2 separate regions of the Mus musculus genome follow, and region 2 is linked to region 1. The links are chromatin loops, found by intact Hi-C in ENCODE. Cell type or tissue: left cerebral cortex. All regions are shown on one strand. Links, peaks and the distances in the headings refer to the core of each region. The heading gives the core; the rest is flanking DNA.

Evidence for each region. A loop is a pair of places that touch in the nucleus more often than their neighbours do. Peaks named below come from ENCODE experiments on the same cell type or tissue, not always from the same donor. Only the 100,000 strongest peaks of a DNase experiment are listed, where the experiment ranks them.
Region 2: it touches region 1 in a loop (2.1-fold over the local background); 2 of 42 quality-filtered maps call a loop at or near these places.

The regions. Positions count from the first base shown.
Region 1 is chr7:97,902,997-97,919,124 of GRCm38, reverse strand. It overlaps Pak1 (p21 (RAC1) activated kinase 1), which reads right to left. Exons shown (of 15, transcript NM_011035.2): 12 at 15,389-15,488; 13 at 14,291-14,487; 14 at 11,180-11,317; 15 at 6,744-8,029. The coding sequence ends at 7,943. Among named protein-coding and RNA genes, the nearest start is that of Gdpd4, 8.9 kb to the left of the region's middle. In left cerebral cortex, for the core only: no CTCF peak of the experiment used is centred there; a DNase peak (open chromatin) is centred at 7,241; H3K27ac peaks cover 1,187 bases.
Region 2 is chr7:97,967,150-97,983,277 of GRCm38, reverse strand. Gdpd4 (glycerophosphodiester phosphodiesterase domain containing 4) reads right to left here. Exons shown (of 18, transcript NM_177696.3): 5 at 14,025-14,084; 6 at 11,257-11,355; 7 at 11,093-11,186; 8 at 10,251-10,328; 9 at 9,237-9,382; 10 at 8,815-8,897; 11 at 305-455. Among named protein-coding and RNA genes, the nearest start is that of Gdpd4, 55 kb to the right of the region's middle. In left cerebral cortex, for the core only: no CTCF peak of the experiment used is centred there; a DNase peak (open chromatin) is centred at 9,659; H3K27ac peaks cover 916 bases.

The sequences.
Region 1 (16,128 bases), core at 5,928-8,427:
AATAAAAGCCCCTAAATTTCTCAGTGTGCAGCAACTGCTTAAGAGAGAGCCAATTTTACCACTCACACTCTCCCAAAGCCCCCCCAACAGCAAGTCATGCTGATCTTCTAACAACACTGACTGTTCTTAAAATGCATCCCTGAAGTTTAGTCTTCTTAAGTTGTGTTCCTTCCCTTTCTCCATTCTCACATTCCCTCTGTCTCCATTCCCACTTAGCTGGATTCCCCAGCAACACCAGACTTTTTAAATTGATCCCTTTTTCTCATTTATTTTTCTTCATAACCATAAACTTAACTCTGCAATCTAGCTAGGCTTGGAGGGGAAGCCTGAAGACCTTCAGTAAGAGCAGAGGAGGTTACAGGGTATTGCAAGCAGACGGAGTTGGGGCAGCCTTCTGAGCTACAGAAATCGGGGGGGGGGAGAGATAAGATGCCCACAAGTCAGAAAAATTAGAGTTGTCCCCAGTAAGCACTGATGATCATCTTGCTGGTCTTGATCCATGGCTTCCATAATGTTCATGCCTGCTACCACCTTCCCAAAGTCCACATGTTTGCCACCCAGTCACTCAGCCTTTGCACTTAAGATGAAAAAACTGGGCACCATTTGTGTTTGGCCCAGTGTTTGCCATGACAAGATGCCGGGACCCGTATGCTTCAGGATTGAGTTCTCATCCTCAAGTTTCTCCCCATAAATGGACCTGCCACCAGTGCCATTGTGGTGTGTAAAGTTGCCAACTTGGTTCATGAATCTTGGAATAATTCTGTGAAAAGAAGAATCTTTATAACCAAATCCTTCCTCTACAGTGCTCAGAGCATGAAAGTTTTCTGCTGTCTTTGAAACTTGGTCTGCAAACAGCTTAAAGCAGGTGCAGCCCAAGGGCTCACTGTGAAGGACACAGTAGGATTAACCATGATTGCAGCAATCAGCAATGGACAGTGGCATCTACAAAGCCTTGATCTGATCTCTTATGCTGTCATGTGTCTTCTCTCATGCTGTCCCTACTGCCAAACTCTTTTCCTGCTCTCAACTTTTATCCAGTAACTCTTTATATCTATATCAATATAGATGATGTAGATTAGACATAGACATAGACACAGATATAGATATAGACATCTTGCATGTATAGAAGTATACCAGAAGAGGATGTCAGATCACCTGAGACTGGAGTTACTGATGGTTGTGGGCTGCCACGTGGGTGCTAGGAATTGAACCTGAGTACTCTAAAGGGCAGTCAGTGCTCTTAACCAGTGAGTCATCTCTTCAGCCTCTTTGGTAAGTCTTGATATGAGGCTCAGCTTAGGAAAATCTTGTTCATTGCTATGCCTTTGTCAGCAGACTCTAAATAACGTCTATCTCCTTCCAAATAAATCTTTTGTTACTGCATTAGCCACACTGGTGTTAATTACTTATTTTGTTTGCTGAAGTTTTGTAATGTAACTCCTACTGGCTAGACCACTATAGTGGTTTCAATGAGAATGGCCTTCATAGGCTCATACGTTTGAGTATTGGTTCCAGTAGGTAGAACTGTTTGGGAAGGATTAAGAGGCATGGCCTTGTTGGAGTCACTTGTATCACTGTGGGTAGGCTTTGAGGTTTCAAAAGCCCATCTATTTCCAGTAGCTATCTATGGCTTAAAATGTAAGCTCTCAGCTACTACTCTAGTGCCATGACTGCACCCCTCCCCCAATGTATGCCATGATGGTCGTGAACTCATCCCCTGAAACCGTTCTCTAAATTGCTTTGACCAAGGTGTTCTCATGGCCAGAGAAAAATAACTAAGACAAATGCATCTGCTCATCTTTTTATTACCAGTGCCAATTGAAGCTCTAGGCAAGAGTCAGTTAATGGTTGTTTATAGAAGTACTTGGAGGCTACAGACCCACCAACCCTTCAAATGCATACAGTGGCCACATCTTTTCTGACTACACTGAATTCCCTTGAGTATGCCTTCCAGTTGCATGGTGTCAAGTGCATGGAGTGATGATTGTGTAGATGAAGAAACGAAGCTCAAGCTTTGAAGTATTTACCCTTTCTTTGCAATTAGATTCTGAAACCCTAAGCTGCTGGCACCCTCTGAGATTTGGTAGCAGTCAAAGGGTTAGTCTTTTGTGATAGGCAGACTTTTTCAAATTTTCATTCTGATTGCTTGTTGAGAGCCCCCCACCCCCCGCCCCCACCACCACCACTGTCATGTATCAGGAGACACTGAAGTAAGCTGTAGTTCTTGGTGTCTTGGATGTGAGCCAAATCTGTGGTCAAGCAAGACAAACAAAATTAAAGCATTCAAAACAGGCTAAAAAGAATATGCAAGAACTGATCATGTCAGTAAGTTGTGTCTTTCATTCAAAGAATGCATGTATTTAACAAGTTTCTGTGTGAGGCTGTTAGAAATCAGTAGTGAAAGCTAACTTGGGATTGAGGTTTCTTAAAACCACAGGCTCACACTGATAATTAGGAGATAATTTATTTTATAGTTTCTTTTTACTCCATCAGTATGCCAAGACTTTAGACCTACAACAGCTTCTGTTGCATTTGGTCTCCTTAGAGTTATTTCTTTCAACTGAAAGTTGTGCTTATCTTAACAAGTTGGAGTATTGATCTGCCTAGCCTCAGCACTCTCAGTGCTTAGGCTAGACCTATATACAACCACATCGTTCTTAGAAATGTCTTGAGGGGGACGAACCAACCTGGGAGAATGAGCTGCTGTGGAATACGTTTGTACGTTGTGAAAGCATACAGTTTTGTCGGTATAGTATTCCTCTAGTTCAACTGTGCTTTGCCATAGATAATCAGTTCTTGGACCCTATCTGATCCTAGACAGAAAGTAAGAGTGACAAACTCCAATAAGATTGTATTAAAGTAAAGCCAGGCGTGGTGGTGCATGCCTTTAATCCCAGCACTCGGGAGGCAGAGGCAGGCAGATTTCTGAGTTCGAGGCCAGCCTGGTCTACAAAGTGAGTTCCAGGACAGCCAGGGCTACACAGAGAAACCCTGTTGTGAAAAGCCAAAAAGAAAACAAAACAAAAAAAAAAAAGATTGTGTTAAAGAAACTGTTTTGTTTTGTTTTGTTTTTTGAGGGAGTTGTTTGCACGCATGGAAGTCAGAGGATAACTTTTGGAAGTGGGCTGTCTCTTTCCAACATGTGAATGTCAGGGACAGACTCAAGCACATCCACTCACTGAGCCATCTCACCGGTTTTGGAGACACTGTGTCTGTTTGTTTTAATTCTTTCAAAATTAAAAACTGAAAGCCTGTCATTAGTTTCTTTAAAATTCTAGCTTCTTTAGAAACTTAGGTCAACAATTTTTATAAGAAAACTTGAGGTAAAAACCTTTTCTGGGCCGGGCGTGGTGGCACACGCCTTTAATCCCAGCACTTGGGAGGCAGAGGCAGGCAGACCTCTGAGTTCGAGGCCAGCCTGGTCTACAGAGTGAGTTCCAGGACAGCCAGGGCTATACAGAGAAACCCTGTCTCGAAAAACAAAAAACCAAAACTTTTCTGATGATCAGTGTTACATCATTTTTTCATCTTTTGTTCTTTATTTGTGTACTTATTTTGACAATATTTGAAACTAGTTTTAACTCAAGGGGCCTTGCACATGCTAAGTATGAGCCTGAACACTATTTTTTTTTTTTGACAAATTCTGCTAAACACACACACACACACACACACACACACACACACACACACACACACACACACACACGAGTGTTTGGTGTTTTTTGTTAACTATCAGGCCTATTTCAAACACTTGGGAGACATAATCACAAACATGCAGGCATCAACACACATTTAAGCATCTGCAGTGATAGAGGTTCCCCTTAGCTTAGAGATTTCTCAGCCAAATAAATGTTGGTAATTTAAAAACTGTAGCCAGCCCCTAAGTTCTCTGCAGTTTGATGTTGAGTACAGTAGTTCTCCAAACCAATTATAATACAGATAAACTTTATTATCCTAAGAGCAGTTTCACTAACTCAGTGCTTGGCCTTAAGAATGAGTGAAGGTCAAAGGTTGGCATCTATCTAAATCAACAGAAGGAGAGCACTGACATGAAGAAAGGGATATACTTTTGAGTACATATGCCACCTATCTTGTGCCAGCTTCTGATTTCTTTTTCTTGGCAGCATGCTGAGGCTTGGTGCCAGACCCTCAACAACTATCCAGCAGCAATGCATCAAGCCCAAAACTTGGATGAAGCTTTCGTTAAGTGCTTTATTTGCTAAATATGCATAGTGTTTCTGTCTGACAAGTGACCCTTCTTTTTTTTTTTTCTTTTTTTTTTCTTTTGGTTTTTTGAGACAGGGTTTCTCTGTGTAGCCCTGACTGACCTGGAACTCATTTGTAGACCAGGCTGGCCTCAAACTCAGAAATCCCCCTGCCTCCCGAGTGCTGGGATTAAAGGCGTGCACCACCATGCCCAGCTCCGTGATCCTTCTTAAAAGAAAAAAAAACCTCTTGTATTACTCTTGGATTTCTTTTATTGTGTGTGTGTGTGTGTGTGTGTGTGTGTGTGCATCGAACTCACATAGGCAGGCTTCATAAATGCCTTTATCTCCTGAGCATCTTAGTGACATCCAAATCTTTTATTTTTATGTGTATGTCTGTGTGAGTGTATGCCATGTCTGCGGGTGCCTATAGACACCAAGAGGGAATCAGATCCTGGTACTGGGGACCAAAGTTAGCTCTTCTGCAAGAGCCCAGAATTGCTGAGCCATCTCTCCAGCCCTGCCCCATTTCCCTTTGCTTTTAACACAACCCTAGTTAAAAAAAAAAAAAAAAATTGAACTCCAAGTCTAGAAGAGATATGAAATACTGCTAGGTATTTTATCACTTAGCAACTTACCAAGAAGAGAAGCTCAGTTTTGTTTTTCTGCCTTTTTAACCGTCTGGACAAGCACCTTTGACCATATACAATTTGTTATTTTGGTCTAGTTTTTGAAACAAAATAACACAGTGCAGCCCATGTTATTTTTCTGCATCTATCTCCCAAAGATGGAGATTACAGACCTTTTCACTGCCATGACCAGCAGATACAAGTTTTTACCAATGTTTAAGTGATTGTTGATTTTATGATTAGAAAGTAGTTTTGATTGAAATGTTAAAGTATAACTTAGACTCCTAGATATAGATTATTATGTAAGGCTCCTATTTTAGTGCCAGTGAGAGTCAGAGTTAGCATAAAGTTTCCTGACAAACCAGGTCACTTCAAGCATTACAAAATAGGTCTGCATTTGCCATGTTCCAGGGATTGTACCAAATGCCTCACATGAACTATTTTATTCCCTCAGGAACTTAGAGGTAGATACTATTATTATTATACCTACTTTGCAGATCTGGAAGCTGACGTTCAGATATTTAAGTAGTTTATCCAAGGACATACTTATTGTGGGTGAGCGGAAATGAAACAATTGATTTCAGCTACCATTATGCTACTTGTTTCTTCTAGATCAGCAGTTCTCAACCTGTTGGTAGAGACTCCTTTGGGGGTCAAAGGACCCTTTCAACCTAAGACCATCAGAAAATACAGATATTTACATTACTATTCATAACAGTAGCAAAATTAGTTATAAAGTAGCAACAAAAATAATTGTATGGTTGGGGTCACCACAACAGAAGGAACTAACTTTCAAGAGTCCTAGCATTAGGAAGGTTGAGAACGCTGCTCTAGATGGTTACCCTCCAATGTCAGAAATTAATTCTAACACCAGTGAGCCTGGGAAAGAACTCCAAGGCCCTCATGAATGGCAGCCCAGGACACTTAGACTGCACACTGAGGAGATACCCCTGAGCAGAGCAATCTCAGATGCCAAGACTTTAGACCTACAACAGCTGCTGTTGCATTTGGTATCCTTAGAGTTCTCTCTTTCAACTTAATGTTGAATCTGTGCTTATCTTAACAAGTTGGAGTATTGATCTGCCCTATATACAACCACATCGTTCTTAGAAGCAATCTTGAGGGGGACGAACCAACTTGGGAGGAGGAGCTGCTGTGGAATGTATTTGTATATTGTGAGAGCATAGCTGCATATTTCGCCTAGTGTAGCAGTGGTTACCACTGGGAGTTGGGGCCGGCGTAAGGGAAATGCAAGATGAAGACTGTTCTAGACTATTACATGTATTCCGTTTCTTATATGGGCACTAAATACATGTGTATTTATAATTGATCTTTAAATGACACACACTTTTTTGTTTTGTTTTTGCTAAGTTCTTTTAATGTATATCTAAACTAAAAATGTTTTTTAGAAAGTGTGGTTTCAATACGAATGGCTCCCAGGACTCACAAATACCTGTCCATAGGGAGTGGTAGTATTAGGATGTGGGACTTTGTTGGAAGAAGTATTACCAGGAGTGGCCTCTGAAGTCTAAGAAGCTCAAGTCAGGCCAGTGTGACAGTCTCCTGTTGCTTGTGGATCAAGATGTAGAACTCTCAGCTCCTTCTCTAGCACCATGTCTGCCTGCAGGCTACCATGTTTCCTGCCATGACAATAATAGACTAAACCTCTGAAATGTAAGCCAACCTCAATTAAATGCTTTCCATTGTAAGATGTGCCATGGTCATGGTGTCTCTTCACATCAATAAATCTCTAATTAAGACAAAAACAAAAGACTACAGACGGACATCTATAATGGTAAGGGGCATCCAACTGCAACTTACTTTCAAACAGTTTATGAAGAATCATGAGTAGTACTTCATGAGAAAGGGAAAAACAAAAAAGAGAGGGGGAAAAAAGACACACTTCCTGTAGAATATTTTCATCTCCTTTTATTGAAGGAAATAGAAACTTGTGCTGCTGAGGCAGTAGGACCTCTGAGCATGACAAGGTAGGCAATGGGGCTGGCATGACAAGCCACAATGCTGGCCAAGCATCCTACCACAGCAGGAGAACCAAAACCATGAGGAGGGCAGGAGGTAGCAAACACCCGCAATACGCGTCCATTTGCAGAGAGTAAGCATGTCCACTTGCAGAGAGCTTGGTCATGCACTTAAAAACAGGGTCCCCTTATTACTAGTAGCACATCATCTCGGATTTAGAGACCTTCTCTTTCGACTGAAATAGTTAAGCTACCAGAAGATCTGAGTCCCAGGTAGAAACAGAGGCTGAGATCTTGAAATATCACACAAGTATAGCCGGACAGGTGCTGAAGCCAGCCATGTGCTAAAAGTAGCTGCACTTTCCCTCTGACTTCTCACACTTCTCTTACTCAGCATGTGCTCTAGGAAATCTCTCAATGCTATAAATAAGGACAGAATGCAAGCAGCAGCCTAGGGGATGCAGGGAATCAAAAGCTGCTACATAGCTAAGACCATTTCACTAGAAATAGCACAGGGAACACTACTGGGTCATGGTTCTCCAAAACAGCTGCTAGAAGCACACACAAAGAAAAACATGGTCGTTCTCCCATGTCAGGATCAGCTGCACCAAGGGCATGGTTCGGGAAACAGAGCCTCTTCCTGTCCCTGGCAGATTATCAGGCCCCGTGGCATTTCAAAGCTGTTATGGTTTTCAAATACAATGAGGTGTTCAGGCAATTTAGTCACAGAAATAAAAAAGTAAAGCAATTTCAACTGATCTCAAATCGATAATGCTATCAAACCAAAAGTTTATATAGTTAAGAACTGATTGTGAGGGGTAAGGAATGGGATGGCTGAGATTCTGTTTCGTAGAAACAGGTTTATTCGGGTAAACCCTTGCTCATCAGTTCCCTCCATGCCCACAAACTGGAAGGGAATTCCTATTTAGAAATGGCCTCTGCTGGATTACTCGTCCAGTTGCAATTCTCTTCAGTGCTAGACAGTTTCCAAGGATCAAAGTCTTGGGAGCACTAGATCAGGAAATGGGAGAAGCAAGGAAAGGAGAAGAGGACATGAGGGGTCGGAGTTCCTGAAACAAGTGTTTATTTCATAGAAGGCTTGGCACATGAGGCTGGGATGAGCGTGGTTTCAGTGATTGTTCTTGGTTGCCTCTTTTGCTGCAGCAATCAGTGGAGTCAGGCTAGAGAGGGGCTTGGCAATCTTCAGGAACTGATGCTAGAAGAAGAAAAAACCAAATGAGTTGAGTGTTTGCCATTCTTACATAGCAGCTATTACCAGACAGTAAGGGCCTCAGTGACAGATCATCCTTGAATTGACTTGTTTATTTATCCTTTTGTGTGTGTGTGGGGGGGGTGCATCCATGCCATGATGTGCATGTGTGTGTAGGTCCATTTGCAAGAAGGAATTCTTTTCACGACTACAGGTACAGGAAAATTGTCCTCAAGTTGTCAGACTTGGCAGCAGGTGCTCATACCCAGTAAGTTATCTCATTGACCAAGTATACAAGTTTTATTTGTAAGTCATTAACTGTAAGAAAAAAAAAAGCTCAAAAAATTAATAGTTCCATAGTCATATGCCATTATATAGAATATTAGCACAGTAACTAACACACTGAAAGCACAATGGATCCACAGACATTTTGAGTGAAAGAAGTAAGACAAGAAGTTCATTTTACATGGTTTTGTTTGTTCCTGGGTAAAATTCACCTCTGGCAACAACAGAGTAACTATTCTTTCTGGAGAAGACACCTATCTTTCGTCTTAAACTCCAGCCCTCGACCTGTTAGCTGGAACTATAAGCATGCACCATATGTGGCTAAGAATCTTTTGTTCACTCTTTGACTCCAGCAAGGCGAAGTATTCCAGTAAGGACTTTAAGGTCCTTTACAATGTTACATTGTAATGTACTTTGAGCCATACTTCCAATTTAAAAAATTATTTAAGAGAAAAATATCATATGAAAATGTTATAGGAAATAATTTTTTATGTAACTCAGAGTCTCTTACTTAAACTGGTGGATTGTTTTGGGGGTTTGATTTTTGTTTTTTACATTTATCTTGAAGATATAGATTCTTTCTTCCATTTGATAATAAAGATCAGAGCTAAATTTCCTTGTCTGAGCAAATGTGAGGTTTGTAATTACTTAACACATCTCATTCTTTTATCATTCTTATAATTCCTATAGTTAGCATTATTATGTATGTGTACAGACACTCACATGGAGATATATACAGAGACACTCTTTGCTGAAAGTTGATTCAAGTTTCATTGGGACAGAGTGAGGATACACAGAGGAACTGAGAACTATGGATGATCATGGATAAAGCTTAAATATATGAATTCCAATATCTCTTCCTATATCTTTCTATCCATATGTTCTCACAGGAGAAGCAGATATGAAACTTCATGATTAAAGTTTCTGAAAAGTCTAGGATTTGAACGTTTACCAGATAACACTGACAAGTTAAGGAGATTGGGAAAAATCTTCATTAACCCCACATCCAATAGAGGGCTAATATCCAAAATATATAAAGAACTCAAGAAGCTATCTCCAAAAAACCAAACAACCCAATCAAAAAATGGGGTATAGAGCTAAACAGAGAATTCACAACAGAGGAATCTCGAATGGCCGAGAAACACTTAAAGAAATGTTCAAAATCCTTAGTGATTAGGGAAATGCAAATCAAAACAACCCTGAGATTCCACCTTACACCAATCAGAATGGCTAAGATAAAAAACTCAGATAACAGCACATGTTGGCGAGGATGTTGAGAAAGAGGAACACTCCTCCATTGCTGGTGGGATAACTGGTACAACTACTCTGGAAATCAATCAGGAGGTTCCTCAGAAAATTGGAAATAGATCTACTTGAAGACCCAGTTATACCACTCTTGGTCATATACCCAAAAGATGTCCCACCATGCCACAGGAGCACATGTTCATAGTGGCCTTATTTGTGATAGCCAGAAGCTGGAAACAACCCAGATGATCCACAATGGAAGAAGAGACACAGAAAATGTGGTTCATTTTCACAATGGAATACTACTCAGCAATTAAGTATTAAGAAGGACATCATGAGTTTTGCAGGCAAATGGACAGAATGAGAAAATATCATCCTGAGTGAAGTAACTCAGACCCAAAAGGACATGCATGGTATGTACTCACTAATAAGTGGATATTTGCCAAAAAAGTACAGAATACCAGGATACAATCCACCGAACTCAAGGAGGTTAACAAGGGGAAGGGCCCAAGTGAGGATGCCTCAATCCTACTTGGGAGAAGAAGAAAGCAATCACAGGGGGTGGGGGTGGGGCGACACAGAGGGAGGGGAGGAACCTGGGTGGAAAAAGGGACAAGGAGGGAAAAGGGGAAACATGATCGGGTATTGGGGGTGGGGGGAGACAGGACTAAAGCCCTGAGGGCCAGCAGAAAGAATGTAAACAGGCAATCCCAGGAGGTAGGAGGTGGGGGGTACCCTCTAGAATGCACCAGAGACCTGGGAGGTGAGAGAGACTCTTAGGACTCAAAGGATGGAACTTCAGATGAAATGCCCTACAGTGGGAAGAGGGAACTAGTAGAATCTACTCCCAGTAGAAAGACAGGACATCAAGTGGAGGGATGGTGTTGCTATCCCACAGTCAAAAATTCTGACCCAGAATTGTTCCTGTCTGAAAGAACAGCAGGGACAAAAATGGAGAAGAGCCTGAGGGAAAGGAGGTCCAGCGACAGGCCCAATTTGGGATCCAGCTCAAGAGGAGGCTCCAAGGCCTGATTACAGTATTACTGATGCTATGGTGTGCTTACAAACAGAAGCCTATCATGACTGCCCTCCAAGAGGCACACCAAGCAGCTGAGTCAGATTCGGATATTTATGCCCAATCAATGGACAGAAGCTGAGAACCCTTGTGGTTGAATTAGGAAATAACTGAAAGAAGCTGAGAAGGGCGACCCCCAATAGGAAGACCAGCAGTATCTATTAACCTGGACCCACAGAGAGCTCTCACACACTGAGCCACCAACCAGGAAGCATACAGCAGGTGATATGAGGCCCCAGACACATATACAGCAGAGGACTGCAGGGTCTAGACTCAGTCAGAGAAGATGCACCTAACCCTCAAGAGATTTGAGGCCCCAGTGAGTGGGGAGGTCTGGTGGGGTGGGGACGGGGACATCCTCTTGGAGACCAGGGACTTGGGGGAGGGGGATATAGGGTGAGGAACAGAGGGCAGACTTGGCAAAGCCCAAGAGTGACAGGGAGCTAGAAATACAAAGTGAAATGGTAGGAAAGAAGCCTAAAATCAGCAAACGCAGACAAAAATGAGATGAAAAGGTTTGGGTAGGCACCTCCCTGCAGAAGGACAGTTACCTGCAGCAGCTCTTTAGCTGAGCCTCTCTTCTCCACATCCATCTCAAGACAGCGGTTCAGGAAGTCCCGGAAAATAGCTGACAACTTCTCTGGGTTCTGAAGCTCTGGCGTCCCATTGGTAGCAATGAGGTACAAGGCCTAGCAATACAAATGAAGAGTCACGTGGTGCTCTCCCTGAGGTTCTTTCTGTTACTATCGAGACACGTTCTCTAAAATACAGCCAGCTTCTGTGTGCTCTGACACACAGCTCTGATCAGCGGGGATGTCCTGAAGAGAACATACTAACCTAATCAGGCTTGACATTCACAGTCATATGACTGTATATATGCACCTAACATATAACTTCTTTGCTATATAATGCTTTATATAGCCACAAAAATGTCTTTAGCGTGCATTTGGAAAGCACTTTGTAAACGTATGAGGTGTTACAAACCTAAGGGTTTATTCTTCACTTAGCACGGCAAGGTAAACGTCCCTTTGTTTAGTTGTTGGCAGAAATGTGCTGCTGAGGCTTCCACCCAAGAGGAAAAAGCCATGCTTGGCGAGACAGCAACGGTTTCGCTGCTGCTTCCCTGCTCTAATATGAAGCAGCTCTTGGGAGAAGAAAAACAGTAATAGTAAACCTTCATAAACACTAAGCTCTTTAATTACAAAGCTCGCTCTCGCTCTCTCTCCCCATCTCTCACTCTTGTTTGTTTGCTTTGTTTTTCAGGACAGGGTTTCTCTGTATAGCCCTCGCTGGCCTTGAACATAGGAGATTTGCCTGCCTCTGACTTCTAGTGCTGGGATTAAAGGTGTGCACTACCACACCCAGCTACACTCATTTTAAGTGACCACAGTAACTCAGAGGTGGGGCAAAATGGTTATTCCCATTTCACATGTAAGGCTCTCCAGCCGTTGCATTCACTGTTCTGAGTGCACGTGCTGACTCTAATTCAGTTTTATTTCCACCACACCACACTGATTACCTTCATATCTGAGGCAGAGGAGGTTGTGTTACATGTGGAGTGAGAGAGCAAAGCTGGGACAATAAAGTCGAAACTAGAGAAGAAAGTTTCCTTTTGAGACAATGAAGCACTTTCCAGCAACTGGAACTATCCAAGGGTGATCTGAGCATGTAGTTAAGCGTAGATATTCTTACAGGGGAATTCCTGCACTAGATAGGAAGATGAACTAAGTGAGAAAGTAAAAACAAAGTAACTTCCTATTCCTATTTGTCCACAATCGAAGTCACCGCCTTCCTTGCATCTTTATTGTATACTCTATTTCTTCTCCCATTACCACCAATTCCCTTCCACTAGCTAACACACAGCCTTTAGCTGACCCTTTTCAACTCTACAAGAGACTGCTGGGCAGTGGTGGTGCACGTCTTTAATCCCAGCACTTGGGAGGCAGAGGCAGACGGATTTCTGAGTTCGAGGCCAGCCTGGTCTACAGAGAGAGCTCCAGGACAGCCAGGGCTATACAGAAACCCTGTTTTGAAGAAAAACAAAACACAAAAACAAAAACAAAGAAAGAGAGAGACTGCTCCATTTCCCTGTCACCCTTCGTAACAAAACTCATGTAAGAGGAGAAAACACTTGTAAATGCCATCTCAGTTTTCTCCTTTTCTGCTCTTATGGGTTTTACTCAAGTTAGGCATGTGTTCCCATCAATCTACTAACTGGCCATGAAGGCCTTGCTGGAGGCAGAGTTTCAGAGCTCTCGGTTTTGTTTGCCCTACTTCCAGTTTGTTCTCTGGCTCACATGTATTTCAAGATAGAAGCTCTCAGCATCCAGTTCCTGCTAACATACTTGCCACTTCCTTATTATCATGAACTCTTATCCCCTTGGAAACATAAGCATACATTCCTTTCTCCTGTAACTTGCCTCGGTCCCAGTACTTTCATCACAGCAGACCAAACAGAGAAGTAACAAAGGACAACTGAACTTGTCAGCACTGCGTGCCGTGGTGACTGCTGATTCCACTTCTTTACTATTCAGGGCATCCTGGCAGCTCTTCCCAAGTCTACTTCTCACCTGTATTCTGACCCAAGCAACCACTCTTGTCTGAACTATCCTGTTAGTCTCTCATTGTCTATTTCCTAAAGAAGCAGCCTAACCATTCATTCATTTCAAGTACAGACTGGATCCTCTTATTATCTAGCTGAAAATCCTTTCTAATGATGCAAAATAAAAGCCAAGTTCTCACACTGGCCCACAAGACTTAGTGGCTGGCCCTTTCTTATTGCTGACTCTGGCTACCAGTCTACTTTCTCCTCTCTCCTTTTTGGGAAATAATAGCCTCCGATGATTTTTCCAGGCAAAAACCAAATGGGATTCTTGATACCTGTAAACACTTGCATGAAACTAAATCTCATGGCTTACTCCTTTAACTCCTTCATGTTTCTGCTGAAATAACTAATAAAAGAAAACGTTCCTCTAAATAAAGCCTTCCCTATCACTCTGTCAATTGCTCTTATTCTACATTTTTTTTCTCCATAGCAGTTACCATCTGCTACTCTAGAATCACTTGGTATTATCAGAACAATTTTTTTTTTTTTTTTGGTTTGGTTTTTCGAGACAGGGTTTCTCTGTATAGCCTTGGCTGTCCTGGAACTCACTTTGTAGACCAGGCTGGCCTCGAACTCAGAAATCCGCCTGCCTCTGCCTCCCAAGTGCTGGGATTAAAGGCATGCGCCACCACACCCGGCTCATTTATATTTTAAATTCAACAGTATCTGTTGAATGCATGTTATATATACTTATTTATTTAGTGTATACACATGTATTTAGTGTGGGCACATGTGTACCATATATCTCATATGGGAATCAAAGGGCAGGTTGTGATAATTGGTTCTCTTTTCACCATGTATGTCCCTGGATTAAACTCAAGTCATCAGGCTTGGCAGGAAGAGCCTTAACTCACTGAGTCATCTTACCAGGTCCATATTTTTGCTTTTGAGACAAGTTTGTCTCAAAAACTGGCAATCTTCTTATCCCAGTCTTGTAAGTCTAGGAGTACAAGAATGTATAACTATGCCCGGGTATACAGAGAGAAGAGCCTGAGTACAATTTCCTAGGATTAGAGTCAGTTGCCCAAATACTTTGCAAGAAGATGAGAACACTTACTCTCAAAGGGTTTTCATTGAGGTATGGGGGCTCCCCCTCAATCATTTCAATTGCCATAATGCCCAGGGACCAGATGTCAACCTTGGGTCCATAGGCCTTGCGTGTCACAACTTCAGGTGCCATCCAATATGGAGTTCCCACCATGGTGCTCCTTTTGCTCTGCTCTGGAGTTATCTGTGCACAGAATCCAAAGTCAGCTAGAAAGGGGGAGAAGAAAGACACACTTAGGATACTCCATCAGTAAGTGCTGTGTCCTTACACATGGGCAGCAGGCTTTGTCTGCAATCTCTGTCTCACCAAAGCAGGACACACCTCACTGCTACTAGTCCACTGCTCATTCAACCATGAACAGTAGGAGAAATATTAAGAACAATATCTCTAGCCTCCTGCCTTTTCCTCAAACCAAATGGTTAAAAAACATTCCTATAACTCAGAGTCTTATAATTAACTCATTCCATTATCCTCTGGACAAAAGTCTCAGAATTAAAACCCAACCACCAACACGTAAGTATGGCCCTACTTTTAACAAGTCCTCACCCTGCACCAATAGTCCTCTCATAAACTGTTTACCCACTTATGGCATAGCCTCTGTCTCGGCAACTGCTTTCACTCCTTTGTACAAAAAACTACCTGTAGTTCATTCACACTATATTGAAGCTACACATTTATCTAAATTGATAGAGCCGATAGTGAAGACTATCTTCTCTGTACCCCAGAAGAGACTGGCATGTAAAACATTTGCTGAATAAATAACAGAATAAGTAAAGTTACATAAATCCGTTTTTCTAATTCATTACAAGTCTCTCATACTAGACAGAAAGCTTCTTGAAAGCTGGTAAAATGTACCCTCAGCGCCTATCAGAGAACCTCAGAAGTAGGCCTTCAGGAGGGAAGTGTTATAATGTGTAAAAGAATTGAAAAAATAGTGAAAAGACACTGTAAGACACAATATAATACAGAGAAATATATCTCATATTTTACAAAATACTTAAGTCTATTTAATGACTGTTATAGTTACTATTATTTAATTACCATCCCAAAAGAGATTTAGCCCCATGTGCAGAGTTAAGTGTTACCACTCCTAAGACTCCTACTTACTTAACTTGACAGAGCCATCCATTCCCAGCAGAATATTGTCACTCTTGATGTCCCTGTGAATGACTTGGTTTGAATGTAGAAACTCCAAAGCTTGTAGACACTGTTGAAGTAGTGGGCACAGAAGAAAGAGACTTATAATACACAAGACTAACAATGATTTAACCTCGTTATTTTAAGACAAAGGAAGTAAGGCCTCCAGAAATAAACAGACTTGCCCTATGTAAAGAGGCAAAGCCAGCTATATAACCAAATCTTCTTCTGACTCCTAACTGCGCATTTAAAATTCCATGAGGCAGGGTGGGGGTAAAGGAGAATGAAGAGAAGCCTCAGTGGCCATCCTGGGCAGTGGACAAACTGCCTCTTCCTTCACTTGAGGGGATCCTATGCCTTTGGTCTCCTTGGGCATCCACATACATGTGCACTTAACCCTCCACCTCAAATACACACACAAGTTAAATTTTAATTAATTAATTTAAAAACTGGATGCTGATTTTGTCTTATAATTTTCTTTAATCAGAAGTATTTTAACAATATATTTCTACGTCTAGGAAAGGAGACCCATGGAAGTGACTTTAGTAGACAATCTTTATTTTGGGGAAGGACGTCTGTATTGTTTGAGACACACTGAATTTGACATCGCTATGAAGCATGAAGACAAATGTTCATTGGGCACCTGAAATTATCTTAAGTTCTATACAGAGATATTTACAAAGACAGCTTTGTTTTCAAATGCTGAGAAG
Region 2 (16,128 bases), core at 8,339-10,838, 62 kb before region 1:
AAGTCTGCTTTATGACAATTGTAAAATATTCTAAACAGCTAGGAAAGTGCCATGTGTGTTGCAAACATACTATCAAAGGATGTGAAATGCTTGGGTAGGACAAGCAGTAAGGGTTGAGTTTACAAGTGTATTATCAATCTTTCTAGTAAATGCTGACCCATGATACCCTGAAAATGTGACAGCCCTGCTACTAAGCTGGGAGAGACCCCATATGCTTTAATCAGTCTTTGCCTTTTACCTTTCTCTTTAGACACAGGAACCTGAACAGAGGGCTTCACACAAGTTCACAGAGCCAGAGTCCTACCTTTAAGAACCATTTGCCGGCATTCAGAGTTGACAGGAAAGTCCAGTTGAAGTTGGAAGTGTGGTTTCCAGCCGCTGATGGTAGAACCTCTTTGATGTTAGTTGTTCTAGTCAGGTCATAGTCATGCATGAGGAAAGGCACACTATCAAAACTGCAGACAGGAGGGGAAAGAGAGGGAGAAGTACAGAGGATAAACCTAGCTATCATGGCATACACGGCTCCCCAAAGCCCTTCAGGGTGGCAAGCCTTGCAAGGCCTTCTCACATTCCCTCCAATCTCAGCAAAGGACTAAATGCCAGTCAGATGCCACCATTTTCCTGCCCGGGAATCAATTATATATATATATATATAGTGTGTGTGTGTGTGTGTGTGTGTGTTTATACTGGTGGTGCTGGAAGAGTAGCTTCTTATTTAGAAGATTGCTGACATCAGGAATGACCTAAGGGTATAGTGAATGGGAGTGACTATGAGATAGGGTCCCCAGGACCATATTAGACATGTTTCTGTGTGAGTTTTCTGGATTTTTCTGAGCCTTTTCTCAGAGTAGCACCTGTTCCACATTGCACATTGACCTAAAACAAATTCCCGATTTCTCTACTTCCTAGTTGTTCTGTAGAATCCCTAACTTTATTACACTCTCTCTTTCTTTCTCATTAAAATAATCACCAAGAGAATATCTAAAATGGTCATGAGGTATTGAGAGGCTGTTTAGCTTGTCACAGCTATAAAACAGGACAAAATAAAGGGAGTAACTATTAGTCAAAGGACAGCTGGGACTGCAGTATTCTACTTCTGATAAGAGGGAAGCAATTAACTAATCTGTAACATTACACAAGCTACATTCCTGATATTAGTAGAGTTTTGTACAAGAAGGGTGAGCCCAAAGGGACCTAGCCTTCTTGCTGCAATGAGAAGAAAGAGATCAGAGTAGGAAAAGAAAATTGCAATGTATTGAAGAGTCCCATAGAGGATGGAGCTATGCCAAAACAAAGAATAGCTCCTGAGCAGTGCACACAGAGATCTTAAGTCTTACAAAGTGTCAGTCGGCACACAGGAAACTTTTTGGAGCTTAGCAAGAACAACTTTCGGGCTGGTGGCACAGCTCAGTGGAAAAGGTATTCACTGCCCAGCCTGCCAACCTAAGTTCAATCCCCACAACCCATATGGTAGACGGAGAAAACCGGCTGTCCTCTGACCTCTAGATGTGTGTCCATGCACATGCATACATAAACATGCAAGTAAATAAATGCAATAGAAACTTTAGACAAACAACTTTCAAGAAAAGAAAAATTATCAGAATCCCCCAAATGGCAGAACTCACATGAGGTGTGAGTCAGTCGATTCCATTCAACAAGAGAGGAGAGACCTCAGTAATTGCATGGGTATTCGTTACAGATTCGAGAAAGACATACCTTAGAAATGAAGATAACTTAGACCTAGAACAGTGTACATCCACTTAAGTACCTCCATAAGAGTGCTTAAGACCTCTTCAGAGGATCAAACTAGTTAGAAGTACTTCTACTTCATCGACCTGCTAGAAAAAGCCCAACATTCTTTAGGGAAACAACAAAAGTAGCCCCCATCCATGTAAAATTACAATGTCTAGCATGTAATAAAAACTTTGAGATGTAAAGATCCAAGAATATGTCCATATATGCCAGTGAGCTTCTTTGACAGAGACAAACTAAAAAATAACAGTGGATAGGATTAGACAAGGACACTAGATAGTATGGAATAATATTATAAATTTGCAACTAACATGCAAAGTAAACATGAATATAAAATATTTCTGTAGAGCCAACTTTGGTGGGATAAAACATGCAGGAGGTTGAAGCAGGTGATGTCTAGTTTAAACCTTGTCTACAGGTAGTGTGTGTGTGTGTGTTATAAGAAGAAATTGAAATTCTGGTGATGAAAACTATAGTAATTAGATAAAAATCCTGCTGGATAAAATTTACAACTATGGTTGGAGAGTGGCCCAGTTGGTAAAGTACTTGCTATGCAAGCATGAGAACCTAAGTTAAGATCCTAGCACCCACATAAAACCTGGACACAGCACACATTTGTAACTCCAGCACTAGGAAGTAGAGACAGGTAGATCTTGAGGGCTCCCTGGCCATCCATTCTAATCTAGATAATGAGATCCAAGTTCAATGAGAGATTCTGTGTGAGGCAGGGGTGCAAAGAATGAGAGAGAAAGGTATGCCAATGCCAACTTCTGCTCTCTACATGTGCCCACACATATGAACACTTCTATTACTGCCACACACAAATATGTAACAGGTCATTCAAAGAGCAGGGGATTTGAAAATGGAGCAATACACTGAAACACAGAACCCAGAAGCTCTGGCCCTCAAAGCCAGGAATGGCTTATCATTCAGCTCCCGAGTTCTAGGAATAAAACATGAGCCACCACACCTGGCTATCCATGCTATTTTTATTACCATAGCATAGTAATAGATTTTGAAGATCCATAGTATAATTCCTTCTAGTTTGTTCTTTTTCCTCCAAACTGTTGTTTATGGTTTTTTAGTAGTCTCATACAATTTTAAAACTCTTTTTTCTAGGTCTGTGAAAACTGTCATTGATCTGTTGACAAGGATCACACAAATCCATAGAGTCCTTTGGGTACTATGGATGTTTTAATAGCACAGAGTCTCCCATTTCACAAATCTAGGACATGTTTATGTTTTGTGTGTCTTTCCATTTCTTCACCAATGTTCTATAGGTTTTAGGGGACTGAGATCTTTTATCTTTTCAAACATATTCCCAAGTGTTATATTGCTTTGCATCTAGTATAAATGAAAATGTTTTCTTGATTTTGTTTGTTTGTTTGTTTGAGAGAGGGTCTTACTATGTAGTGCAAGGTGACCTTGAACTCATGATTCTCCTACCTCTGCCTTTCAAGGCTGGGATTTTAAGTATGTATTACCATGCCCAGATCTTGATGTCACATTTCTTTTGTGTGTGTGTGAGTGTGTGTATGTGTGTGTGCGCACAAGTAAGTCATCCCATGCATTCATGTGTGGATGGCAGAGGTTGGTGTCAGGTATCTTCCTCTATCTCTTTCCATCTTACTCATTGAAATAGGGTCTCTTACAAAAACCTGGAGATCACCAACTAGCAAGACCTGCTAGCACATGGGAACCTTCCTATCTCTGTTCCCTCAGCATTGGGGATACAAATGTGTGATACCATGTCTAGCTTTTATTTGGGTGCTGGAAATTAGAGCTTTGGTCTTCATGCTTACACAACAAACACTTTACCTATTCCAGCCCCCACCTCTTGATTTCTACCTATCTTGATTTCTATCTCTTGATAACTGACCACTTACTAGCCATAGCAATGCTACTATTGATTGAGTGTGGTGCTAGGAACCCCACAATTGGACCTAGGACCTCACAAATACAAACTCTCAGTATTACAGATTTCTGTGTGCTGAGTTTGTATTTTGCAATTTTGTGGAAGAAAGGAAGGTAGTTAGAAAAAATACATAATATGCTTTCTATTTTTAAAAATGTGTTAAGATTTGTTTTATGTCTTATCATATGATTTATGATTTATCTTAAATGTTGTTGTGTTGAATGTGTTGTTAAGAAGAATCTATGTTCTGAAGCTATTTGATATCATGTTCTATAGATGTCTGTTGGGAACATTTGGTGTTGAGCACAACTTAACTCTGTCATTTCTTTATTGACTCTCTCTGGATTATCATCCATTGTTGGTAATGCAAACTAGAATTCTTACTATTATGGTATTGGTGTCTATATATACCTTTAGGCCTATTAATATTTGTCTTATTATTTGGGCTGGTCCTCCGACATCAGTCAATTATTAGTTGAGGAAATGCCCTACAGACTGGCCTCCAGGCCAATCCTATGAAAATGATTTCTCAATTAAATCCCATCTTCCAAGTTATGTCTAGGTTTATGTCAAGTTGTGGCAACCCAACTTTCACAAAGACAAATGCTAGTATCTCCATTTTTTCTGCTTTCTGGCTCAGGATAAAGTAGCCAGCTCTACTGTGTTCTCCCTGTCATCATGGATGGAATCCCCCCATAACAGTGAGTCCCAAACCAAATCTTTCCTTCTCCAGGCCACTTGGGCCAGGTATTGGTCTCAGTGATGAGGAAAGCAACTAATACATTCACATTGGCTGTGATCAAAGTGGTTCCGTGGAGAACCTTTAACTCCTAGAACTCACATGCACCTCTCCTGGTCCACAACGATATGTCTGTCTGTCTTAGGTACTCAGGGAACACTTGTTGTGATCGTTGTGTGGCTCCAGAAAGACCACACCAGACCAAACAGTTCCACTTGAGGTTTATTGAGAGAGAAAAGGGCAAGGTGGCAGCAGAAAGGGAAGGGGGAAAGAAAGAGGGAGATCAGAGGGGTCTTCCTTTTAAATATAGATATTGACGTAGCCACAGGTAATGATGGGAGGTGAGTCAAGTGGATTCTGGGAATACGATGGCTGTTGCCTTGGCAAAGGGTGTGTGGGTCACGCTGTTGCCTAGATGTGATGTCAGGGGTCCTGATACCAACACTTATTACTTTGAGGATATCCTTTTTGCCTTTTGAAAGTTTGACATCGTCATGCTTTGGGGCAGGTTTTGTTGAGTGATTAGTGACCTCTGACTTTCCTGTCCCTGGATATTTGTTTCCTCCTGAGGATTTGGAAGTTTCCATTTTCATCACTAACTTTCTGACGAGTTGCATATCCACGTGGAATTACTAAATCCCTCTTGAAACCCAACAGATTGAATCTTTGCTCTTCTAATTCTACTCTAAAGCTGTTCAAGTATTCTTCATGCTTTATATTCTTTTTTCTCTCCAATTATGGTTTCAAATAGCCTGTTTCTGAGTTCATTACTTCTTTCCTGTATTGGTCTCTTCTATCTCCTAGATTTTTAATGACTTACTGTGTCATTTCAGCTCAACTAAGCTTTATTTTTAAAAAATGCTTCCATTGCTGTCAAGTTTCTCTGAGTACTGAATCATTCTGTTTTCTTTTGAAGGTCATCAAGTTTCTTTAAAACGTCTTAAGTTCACTATCAAAGACTATACTAGTTACCATTTGTTCACCTCCTGGTACCTTATTTCAACTGTCAGGTGAGGTTATAGTTCCATGAACATCCCTGATGCTTATTAGTGTGTGATGTAGTTGCTTCAGTTTTTGTACTCTGGCTTTGTGCTTACTTTTCTAGAAAGTCTATGCAGGCTATGTGTTTTCTGTTGGTCTATAGTAATTTCTGCAGCCATGTGTGCTGGAGTCACTGCAGGAGCACTGCCACTGTTTCAGCACTAGAGGGTGGTCCAAGCCCACGCTTACTTCAAATCCCCAGATGCTAATTTGCTCATGGAGTGAACTAGAGAAGTATCTAAACCTCTGCAGAGAGTTATATTAGTCTGAACAATTTCACCCACAGTCACCAGGAGGTATTTAGACACTGAAGACTCTGCCCTCTCTGGATATAAGTACCATGGAGGGACCAGCCCCAGGCCTCTATGCCATTCTAATATAGGGCCACCAAAACTGCAACACTGTCACACTCACAGCAGACAGACTGTCAAGAATTGAATTCTACACTGTTGTTGACTGCCTACTGCTAACTCATAGCCAGAGTCTGCTGCAATCAGTCACAGGTGGCACTGGGAAGGAAAAAAAAAAACCAATAAACCAGGGCTGTTGTAGAGGGCCTTTCCACAGATAGGCCTGAGGACAGGGACTGTTAGGGTTCTGACCAGTGTGAGGTTTCATACATCCAGTATTAATCTCCAAGGCAAAGTCCTATGCTTGTTACCACATCCTCTCCACAGCATAGTCTTGCTATCCAAGTTGGGATAGTGTTAATGTACTCCATCCCAACTTACGATCCAGCCTTGGTGGCTCACCTCTGGTAGTACAGCTTTCTCTGCCCCGTACTTGCAGATGGACCCCTCTACATCTGCCCTGTCACCAGTGACGTGTACTCAAAAGCTAATAAGTCATAACTGAGTTTTCCATTAGGACCTGCAAAGCTTCAGGGGTATATCCAGGCTCGCACTACAGCTGCTGGTGAATCAAGCCAGAAGACAAATGTATCCCACTGGGATATAGATCTAGGGAAATTCTAAAATCTCCATCTCTGAGGACTAGCCGAGGAATACCTGTGCTGCCCAAGGCTTGGCAACAGGTAGCACAGGAAGTCTTTAAGCTGCCAAGGCTGATGCACTTGAATCTCACAGGGCCCTGCATGGGCTGGGTGTTTGGGAGTGGGAGTGAACAAGCCCAACCCAAGGCTGATAATGGACTGGGCCAAAACTTGAGTCTGTCCGGATTCTGAGGTCTCTCTGACTGAGGCTCAAGCATACCTAGAGGCTCTGTCTAAGACCTCAGCAGGATGGGTGTTTAGTTTCTACCTGACGCAGGTCTTCTCCAAAGTAGGCAAAGTCCTGTGGTAGCTTTTGTGCTTTGCTCCCAGAAAGTAGAATCTTGCTTTCTTCTCTGCTAGTCAACATTGGGAGAGAGGTGGTAGAGGTAATCCGGTAGCTAGTTAACACAATTCTAGTAGTTCAGTAGTCATGAGTGTTGGTCTGAGGACAGGGTCTACAGGCACCTGACAGGCCTGACGTTGGATTTGAGGTCTAAGTCCTGTACTTGATTCTCTCCTCCCATCACTCCCTCTTCTCTCTCCATGCTTCTGAGAATTGAAGGAAGGCTGATTGGCAATTCTTTTCTTCCTGCTTCTTCAATAAATCCTTCCTTATTATTTTACTAAAACCAGGCAGTATGGTCCCTTCCCTGGCTTTCTTGGCTCTTGTAAATGAATAGCTGTTCAAAAGGGTATGTCTATGGTAAGATTATCATTAGAGGATTTGAATCAGATTTGCCATCTTGCTCTCTCCTAAGACATTCAGATAGATGAGTAATGCTAGTACTACTCATATTTTCCTAATATCTAATGAAGTTGAAAAGATGTGCACTTATGAACTTGTTACCTGTATATCTTCTAGTATAAAATATCTATACATGGCTTTTTGCTAATTTGCTAAGTGGTTCACTTATTTTTAATAATACTTTACACTACTGTAATGTTTTTTTTTCATTTTAATCTTTGAATTTATTTTCTAGAATTTCTTACATGAGTACTATATTTACATAATTTCCACTACTTTCTGTCCCTGCTCCAACTCCTGTTGTATGCCCTCATTCATGACCTCTACTTCTATAAACATTATTGACATATATAAAAATAAACAAACTAAGTCTATTTGGTGTTGGTCATATATGCATGTGTTTAGGGACCACCTAGGGTTGGGTGACCTATCAAAAAGCTTGTCCCTGGAGAAAACAGATTCTCCCACTCTCAGTGACCATTGATTACCTATAGATAGGTGGGGCCCAAACGCTTCAGAAAGTAAACAAATGAAGTTATAATTACTGAAATATAAAATAGGACTAAGAAGACAAATAGCAAAAAGGCAATAAATTGATGGTTATCAACACACACTTTTTAATAATAACTTTAAATATTAATGGCCTTAATTCTCCAATCAAAAGATCAAAAGTTAGATGAACAGATGGAAAAACAAAATCCATATTTTTGTTATCTATAAGGAACTCTTTTTGTCTTCAAGAACAGGTATCATCTTAGAGGTTACCTTCCAAGGGAAAGTCACATTCTCTCAAATGTGACAACCTGATTTTGATCTCTGGGGTCCACATGATGGAAAGGAAGAACCAACTCCATCCTATGGCCTCGGTTACTACACACCATGGCACACATGTATACATGCTTAAGCAAACAAACAAATACAAAGAAACAAATCAACAACAACAACAAAAATCAATAAGCCACCTAGCCTCTGACACCCTGACTTTCCACTACACATTTATGGGTCTCTGTGACTTGTTTATTGCTCATTAATATACCTTCAAATAGGTTGATGCTTTTGTCTGGAATGACTTCATCTCTGGTTAGTAGAATATTTTCCTTTAAGGTTAACCCACACATAACTTTGAGCATATAGATGATTTCTTTCACAGAATAGGAAGTATCCTTCTCCTTCACTGAGGCTCCCTTGCACTTGATTTAGTCTTCTCTGAAAGGCTTGTTATCACAAATGGCCTTGTTCTGTGCTCACCTGTAACTATGCCACATCTCCTTCACCCCAGGAAGGTACAGATGACTGTATCTCACTCAACTGCGTCTCCTGAACACTCAGAAGGCAGCCTAGAATATAGCAGATATCTAGGGAATGTTAATGAGTAAGTCCTGAGTTTGGGTTAGTGGTTTACACTGGAAAACCACTTGAATTGCATGTGGTTTGTGAGCTTTTGGTAAAGAAGACAGAGGTAAAGGAATATATTTTATAAGGGAGACATGGTTAATATATATGGCATGTGCAAATATGCTATTCAAACATGGAGGAAACTCTTCAAGGCTTATTCTCTTTACACCTTGAGCCAACTGGTCCTATCCCCTGACATTGGACAAATCCCCTCTTCCACTCTACCCTAGTCCTACCTTAAGTATATATCTGTCTCCAGGCCAGAAACATCTAATTCAACAGCCTTCTCAAAGGACATCATGGTATTCTCTGGCGCCAACTATGGAAGAAAGGGGACATTAATCCCTATGCCTTAGAGTCGTTCCTCCCAACATTTCTTTTGTGGTAGGCATAGAGCCTGGGAATGAAAGGGCTTTGAAAAGCAGAGCTTGGTTCCCTGTGCTCTCTTGTCAAAGAGGCCAAACACTGGGCACTGTAAAGAGAAGCTGACCAGGAGTTAGATGACCTCAGTTCAAATACAACATATACAAGTCTTTATTCTTGTTATGCCAAGATTCCTTTTCCTCTCCAGGGTTGCTGATGTTTCTGAGGTTCCCTCCTCTCATCCACAGTACCATACCCACTTACCTTCGTCCAAGCTCAATATTCTCAGACCTACCATGGGTGCACCTCTATGTCCAAAGAGGGTGGGCTTAGGCCCTAAATTCTCCTTCTTCAGAATACAGGGAGAATAAATCCCCAGTGGCATCAAATAAAGGCATAAAAGAATGATCAGGAAGGACAGTCCAGCAGCTATTTGTAGAGCTGAAAAAGTTGGAAGCAGAGACAAGTGGGTAAAAAGGAAGAGGGATGGAGAGCCATTTCAAAAAGCTAACTTCCCAAGGCAGCAGCCAGGCCATGATTTGCTTTTCTATTTCTATTACATCCTCTTTCAGGGGGTTAGATATACATACACAGGATTGTTCAGATATAAGACTTTTTTCAGGGCTGGGTATTGAATCCAGACCACATATTTGCCAGGCAAGTGCTCTACCACTGACCTACATTTCAGACAAAGAAATTATTATTAAGGCAATATTGCTGGAACTTGAAAGTAAAAATGGAAAAACAGTACAGAAGGTGGGTGGGAGGAAGGGAAAGGAGGCTGCACGAGGGAGGGGAGGGAAGAGAAGGAAGGAAATATTAGAAACAGCATCTCAGAAGAGGAGCTTGGCTGGCTCTGAAAGAGCCCTGATGGCTGCAAAGATCATCTCAAGAGACTTTCTAACTTAGGGCGGAGCAGTGTAGTGGGAAAGGTACCAAGTGGCAGGAATGTGGGTATAAGCTCTATCACCTCTTATGGTAACTGAGGATACATGATGTAACTTCTCTGGGTCTTCACCTTTTTTCTGTAAATTAGGTCTGTCTGGCAGCTAACACTGCTCACAGAGGTGGTGCAACAGTGCTGGCTTATCATAGTTGATAAATACTAGTCTTGTTTCTTCCTTCTTTCTCTTCTTCCCACACCTCCACCCATACCAGCTCCCATACCACAAGCTATCTTTAATTTCTATTATCAACTGCTTCCCAACACCTTCTGTTTTAGACCTCTGAAGATTCCCGCCCACTTGTACGTTGTTTAAATTACTACCTATGCGTCAGTGACTTTCAAATTGAGATCACCATCTCTAACCTCTTAACCTTTGGAATACATTACACCTCTCCTGTATTTCTTGCTCGTAATCTGCCATCCTGTATCTTCTTACTTTAACTAAAATAGAGAAAATAGTTTATTGATGTTCACTTTAAGTTCCTGCCCTAGAAATATTTTCTAAAATGTACTACAATCACCACACACACACACACACACACACACACACACACACACACACCAGCACCAATATTAAGCCAACCCTTCACGTGCCTGCAACCTCCCACAAGCTAGGAAGCAAGTGTCCTTTACTTAACCAATAGTAAAAAGAGGGATGGAGAAAGAAGACCCCCACTGTTTTGCATTTGCAAAGCAGTTCAGCATTCAGAGCTCATTGTCCTGTTTCCACTATCATTGCAAAAGAATAGAGAAGAATCCAGCTGCAGTGGCAGCCATTCTTGACTCTTTAAGTTGCTGGGTAGAACAGGGACTCACAGAGGACTTCTCTGGGTTGCCTGATAGAACCAGCGCTCTCAGGACATAGTATTAATTGAAACCAGTGACGTTTGTGACAGGCTACGTCTTATAAGTAGCATTCAGGTCAAAGCAGAATTAAGATGCCCTCTGCTGTCCCCATTGCCCCAGATAAATGGTGTGCATTAACATAGAGGGAAAAAGATGTTTTTCTAAAAGAATCCTTCTCAGAAGAAGGCTAACTTAGTTATAGAAATACTATGATAGGCTACAGAGGTTGGTAAGTGATACCATAGGAAAAAAATGCCTTCATAATATGCTAAAGAAATTTCAAAAAGGTACATGGGTAGCTAGCTATCATTTCTGTTTCTTTGAGTGGTATGTGCAATGTTCCACCTCACATCATGTACCTTCTGATTCCAAGCGGGCCACACAGATGGATAGAGGCCAGGAAATTATAATCATCACAGTTATAAGGCTCAGGTGCACGAAGGGAGCAAAGATCTGGGGAAAAGCCAAAAGTCAGACTAGCCACATATGGACATTGGGCTGAGAACTATAGAGCGATGCTTACCTGCAGTGACAGTCCAGCTATCAGCCACTTGTCCTTCCAGAAATGGCTTAAAACAGCAAGTAAGAAGGAGCACAGGACAATGACTAGGCAAATGAAGACCTGGGGAAAGAGATGGGTGTTTGTTTTGTTTTGTTTTTACTTCCAGACACCAGATTTGAATCAGAACTGTCCTTGTGAATTGCATATGATTAGTTATACTGCCTTAGGCCCTGTCTTTTCTATCTAGTTACCTTGTGAGTCCTCAGTGTTAGGTGGCTCCAATAACTCACTTTCATCGTTCTTAAGTCTTTGCTGTATAGCGTGACTAGAAGGAATTACATAATTGTGTGGCTGGATGCTTCTACCAATCTAGTATCTCCATCCTTAAGCCAGGCCAGTTTCAATGATTTTCATCCTTAGCCACCCACTCAATTTCAATAACAGTTATTACAAACCTTTTCCTCCTCTTTGACTTAAAAAATAAAGAAGTGCAAGCAAAGCTCTCAAATACATAAACTTAAAGTAACCAGCCTATTAGCAAACTAAATGCATTTAGCAGTTGAACTGGCGAATTTACCTCTTATTCAACACCAAGCTTTACAGATGAATTAAAGGATGGAAGCAATCATAGGGTACAAATAAAATATTTTCTCTTGGGGAAATCTGATCATGTAAAACACAGCTACTCGGGAGAGCTTTCTTTACTCGTCCACATTTGTCAAGCATTCTGATTTTGAGCTTAGAACATGAGGTGCGTTTTGAGCCAAATATATAGAAATGCTGCCTTACAGAAGAAGCCGTTTTGTGTACATAGCATCCTTATCTATCACTCTATTAATTATACAGCTCCAGCAAGTCCTTTTCCATCATTTAAAAAAAAACTGTAATTCCAGGCTTATTTAAAATAAAAGCAACCAAGATATATTAGGTCTATCTTGTTAGAAAATTTCAGAGGCATCCCATTATTACTAGCTAACTGATACCTTAGGGTTTTTATAAGGAAGTCAAGTTATTAGCATGTTTACAAGGACTTTGACTCATCACTGCGATCTAAAAGCACTCTCTGGGCTTTCCTGGGTAATCTAGAGAGTCTAGACCTGCTGCTAATCCTATGCCTTCTGAGTTATTCTGGAAAAGGATAAAAGTAGACTTGCAAGCCCTAAAGAATCCCCCTTGCCAATAAAATCAGACTCAATAGGTCTTGTTCTTGCTAGTTTGAAGGCCTAACCAAAGTAATTACCTTCCAAGGGAAAGTCACATTCTCTCAAAACCCCCTCCACCACTTCTCACTACCACAGATTCATAACTGCAGTTAGATCCAGAAACACTTCAGGGCAAGAAGGTTTGAAAAACAATGGCAAAATTTTATCAACTTGATGGACAAAAATCCCATTGAAGATGTATAGGAACTAATTCTAAGGATGATGCCAGACAAGAAGAAAACATAATTTTATAAACCAGTCTAACTTTACTAATAGGAACATATATCAGAGATTTTCACTTTGGGATACCAGAATTTAAGATTTAAGCAGCACTTTGTTCTCTGAAACTGATTCAATAATCATTACATGTATCCAAACAAGGTAAGGTAAAAAAAAAAAGTTTGCTAAAACTTATGACTTAATTGGATACTAGCATTCCCACTTTAGAAACTAACAAAACAATTTCTTGCTGGTTGTGAATGAAGAGGGGAAGGCGATTCGTGGCTAGAATTTAGCTTAGAGCACATGCCTCATCTGCTCCTGGCTGAAGATAATAGCTGTACTTAATAAAAGTGGGACACCAGCAATGTCTCGGTTGAAGATTTGTTGAAAGGGGGCTGATGGAATAAGTTTCTTGTGTCCAATGTCTAAAATGGATAGTATTAGCACTAAGGCCTTTTCTTTTCTTTTTGATATATATTCTTCTCATGCAACAGTTATGGCTTCAATTTCCATATATTTTAATAATCTTTAAGTTAGACTTCCAATTTGAATTTCTCATTTAAGTAAGAAGAGATTTAAGGATGCCACTCAAAAGACTTGATGTGTTCCCAGATTTGGAGAAACATAAGCACGCGGTCACAACCGTGCTTGAGGAGGTCTATTAAAAAAAAAAAAAAAAAGGAAGAACATGCCACTTGAGCTGATGCCACTTGAGCTGATCTATCAATGGCAGGACAAAGTTAGAAACTCCATGTTGCAAGTGTGCTATTGGTACACAGAGGGTGGAATGAGGTTGCCTGGTCTCTGAGGACCAGGTACAAACTGATTGAGAGAAGCCATGGTGGTATCGTTTTAAAAGGATTCAGTTAAGGAAAGGTCACTCAGATCTTAAAGAAGTTTCAGAGGAAGCAGGCACTAACCCAAGGAAAATGTCATTGTGAAAAGAGCCACTGCCCTCTCCCTCATGACAGGCAGAGGCTGAGTCAAGTCCAAATAGAGGACATAGAATGTTTTAGAAGTAGAAGTTTAGAAAGTTGGGGATGGGGTTACTACTGTGAACCACAATTTTACTGACTTAAATGAGAATGCTATTGTGATGGAAAGAAACGGCAAAAGTAAGAAATGTGCCTACGATTTCACTGGGGCAGAAAGAGCAAAGCTGGGGAATATGACATGAACCAGTGGGAGAAAGAAAGAAAAAGGTGGTATCGACTCAGCAAGCTTGGCAAGTCAGTTCCTATTTCAGGAGTTTAGGTATTTCAGTTAAACAGCACAAAAAGAGGGCCAGATGCACACGGAGCATGGAGCGCTGGGCAGCCCCCGCCATCCTGTCTGTGGACTCCCGTGAGGACCACGCTGTCTTACCTTATGAGAAGTGTGCAAGTTTAGTTCAATCCTTTCCCAGAGCAACAGAAACCCAAGCAACTGCAAAGCAAAGGAGGCGAGGTGATTATTTCCAGCTTACTAAAGTCAAACCCAGAACAGCCCAGTGGCTCAGGAGCCTCTCAGGATGGGCACCACCTTTGCTTCGTGGGGCTACCCTTTATTCTCTCTTGCCATGGTACTTCTCGTCCCTTTTAGGCTCATCTTCCCCATGCCACTGACCCTTGAAGCCAGTTCAAATGTCACTTCCTGTCCGTAGCTTCTATTAGCATCCTAGGAAGAATTCATTATTCTTTCCTCTGGGATCTCACAGCCATTATCACTGATGCTTCCTGAATTTCTGCACACCATTTTCTCTGTGATGGACTTCATGCCTGATAGTGCTTAGATTCACTAACAAGAGAGTTTCCGAGCCAACTCTCCCAAGGGTCATTTAAAAGCTCTTTCCAGGACTGGTATTGATGATGTTGATTGTCATTACAGTTGGAATATGCTCAATACACTTTAAATCGTAGTCTAAATCTAGCCAGTCTCCAAGTCAGTATGAACACAGAAACTGCAAACCTGAGTCCTCATATGTTAGCATACGCGTGTACAAAGCACTTACCTTTTACTACAATAATTTGGTGTACACGATTTTATTTATTTTTACTCGGCCCTATAAAAATACCATTTTATTAAACATCATTCTCATTTAAAGAGCAACCAAAGCTTAGGAGAGTTTGGTCAAGTTATAGTAACCTTGACCAAAATTACTACTCAATAACCGTTGTTCTTCACTGCTGGGGATCAAACCCGGGCCTTGCACAGTGCACAGCACTCTCTCCACTGAGCTTCACACTGAGCTCTCAAAGCAAGCGCCCTAATGAAGGGGGGGGGGGGTGAAGCCAGGCCTCTCTCCTTCCTCACCATTGTCCAAGAGATGTAGGCTAAGGAGTCTGTTGAAATCGACACTAATATTCTCATGCTGGAAGCTAATAATCCTATTTCCCCACTGATTGTATATAAGCGAGGTTCAAGTCAGTGGCCCAGAATTTAGCTTAGAGCATACATTACATCTGCATCTTTCTCACTGAAAAGAAAGATTCTACCTTCACATCACAACTTCTAGAAAGATATTCTGAAAATAGAAACCCATGTTTGCCCAGTACCTTACTCTTACTTTCAAAGCCTTTCAAAATCTATCACACATTGTGTCTCCCCATTATTCTACACTATTCTTTTCCTAACAAAATATCAAATTTATTTAAACTCTTATTACTCTCTCAAATATATTTTCTCAGCTCACAATGTTCCTTCCCATTTCAATTCCCATATGTCCAAAACCATTATCTGTTCAAGAGTCCACTCCAATGCTGCTACGTTTTGGGGTGTGTGTGTGTGTGTGTGTGTGTGTGTGTGTGTGTGTGTGTATTTGGTGTGGATGTTTGCACATGTGGTCATGTATATGCATACATTTACACAAGTATATGGACCACTTTTATCTTTGGATGAACGGTCTTTCACAGAACCTGAAGTTCATTGCTACCTAGTCAATGAGCTTCAAGAACTTCCCTGCCTCTGCCCTGCCCCAACTGCAGCCCTGGCTCTGACTCTGGAGACCCTTTACTGACTATGCTATCTCCCAGCCCTCCAGTGCTACCTCTTTTATCAAGTTTTATTTGATGTTCTTTGCTAGAAACTCTCTCTTCCCTCTTAGAAGCCTTGACAAGTTTCATGTGGCTATTTCTAATGATAATTACAAAATTCCATCAGAAACAGTTACATTTTTCTGTGACTTGGTTGTCTAAGAGATTCTAAACAATGAATGAAGAAACAGCCGTAACTTTATCTCATTCTGATCTGTGAAGATTAATTTTCCTTGTCAATGTGATTGGATTTAGAACCACCCTGGAACTACTTCTGCATGTTTGTATGAGATTTTTAACAGAAAGATCTGACGTAGGAAGGGAGACTCACTCTGAATATGGACAGCAGCATTCCCTGGGCGGAGGCCTTAGGCTGAGTAAACAGGACAAAGCGAGCGGCGGGAGAATATGGATCTCCCTTGGCTTCCTGGCCAAGAGACTCCATTTGCCTGCCACTT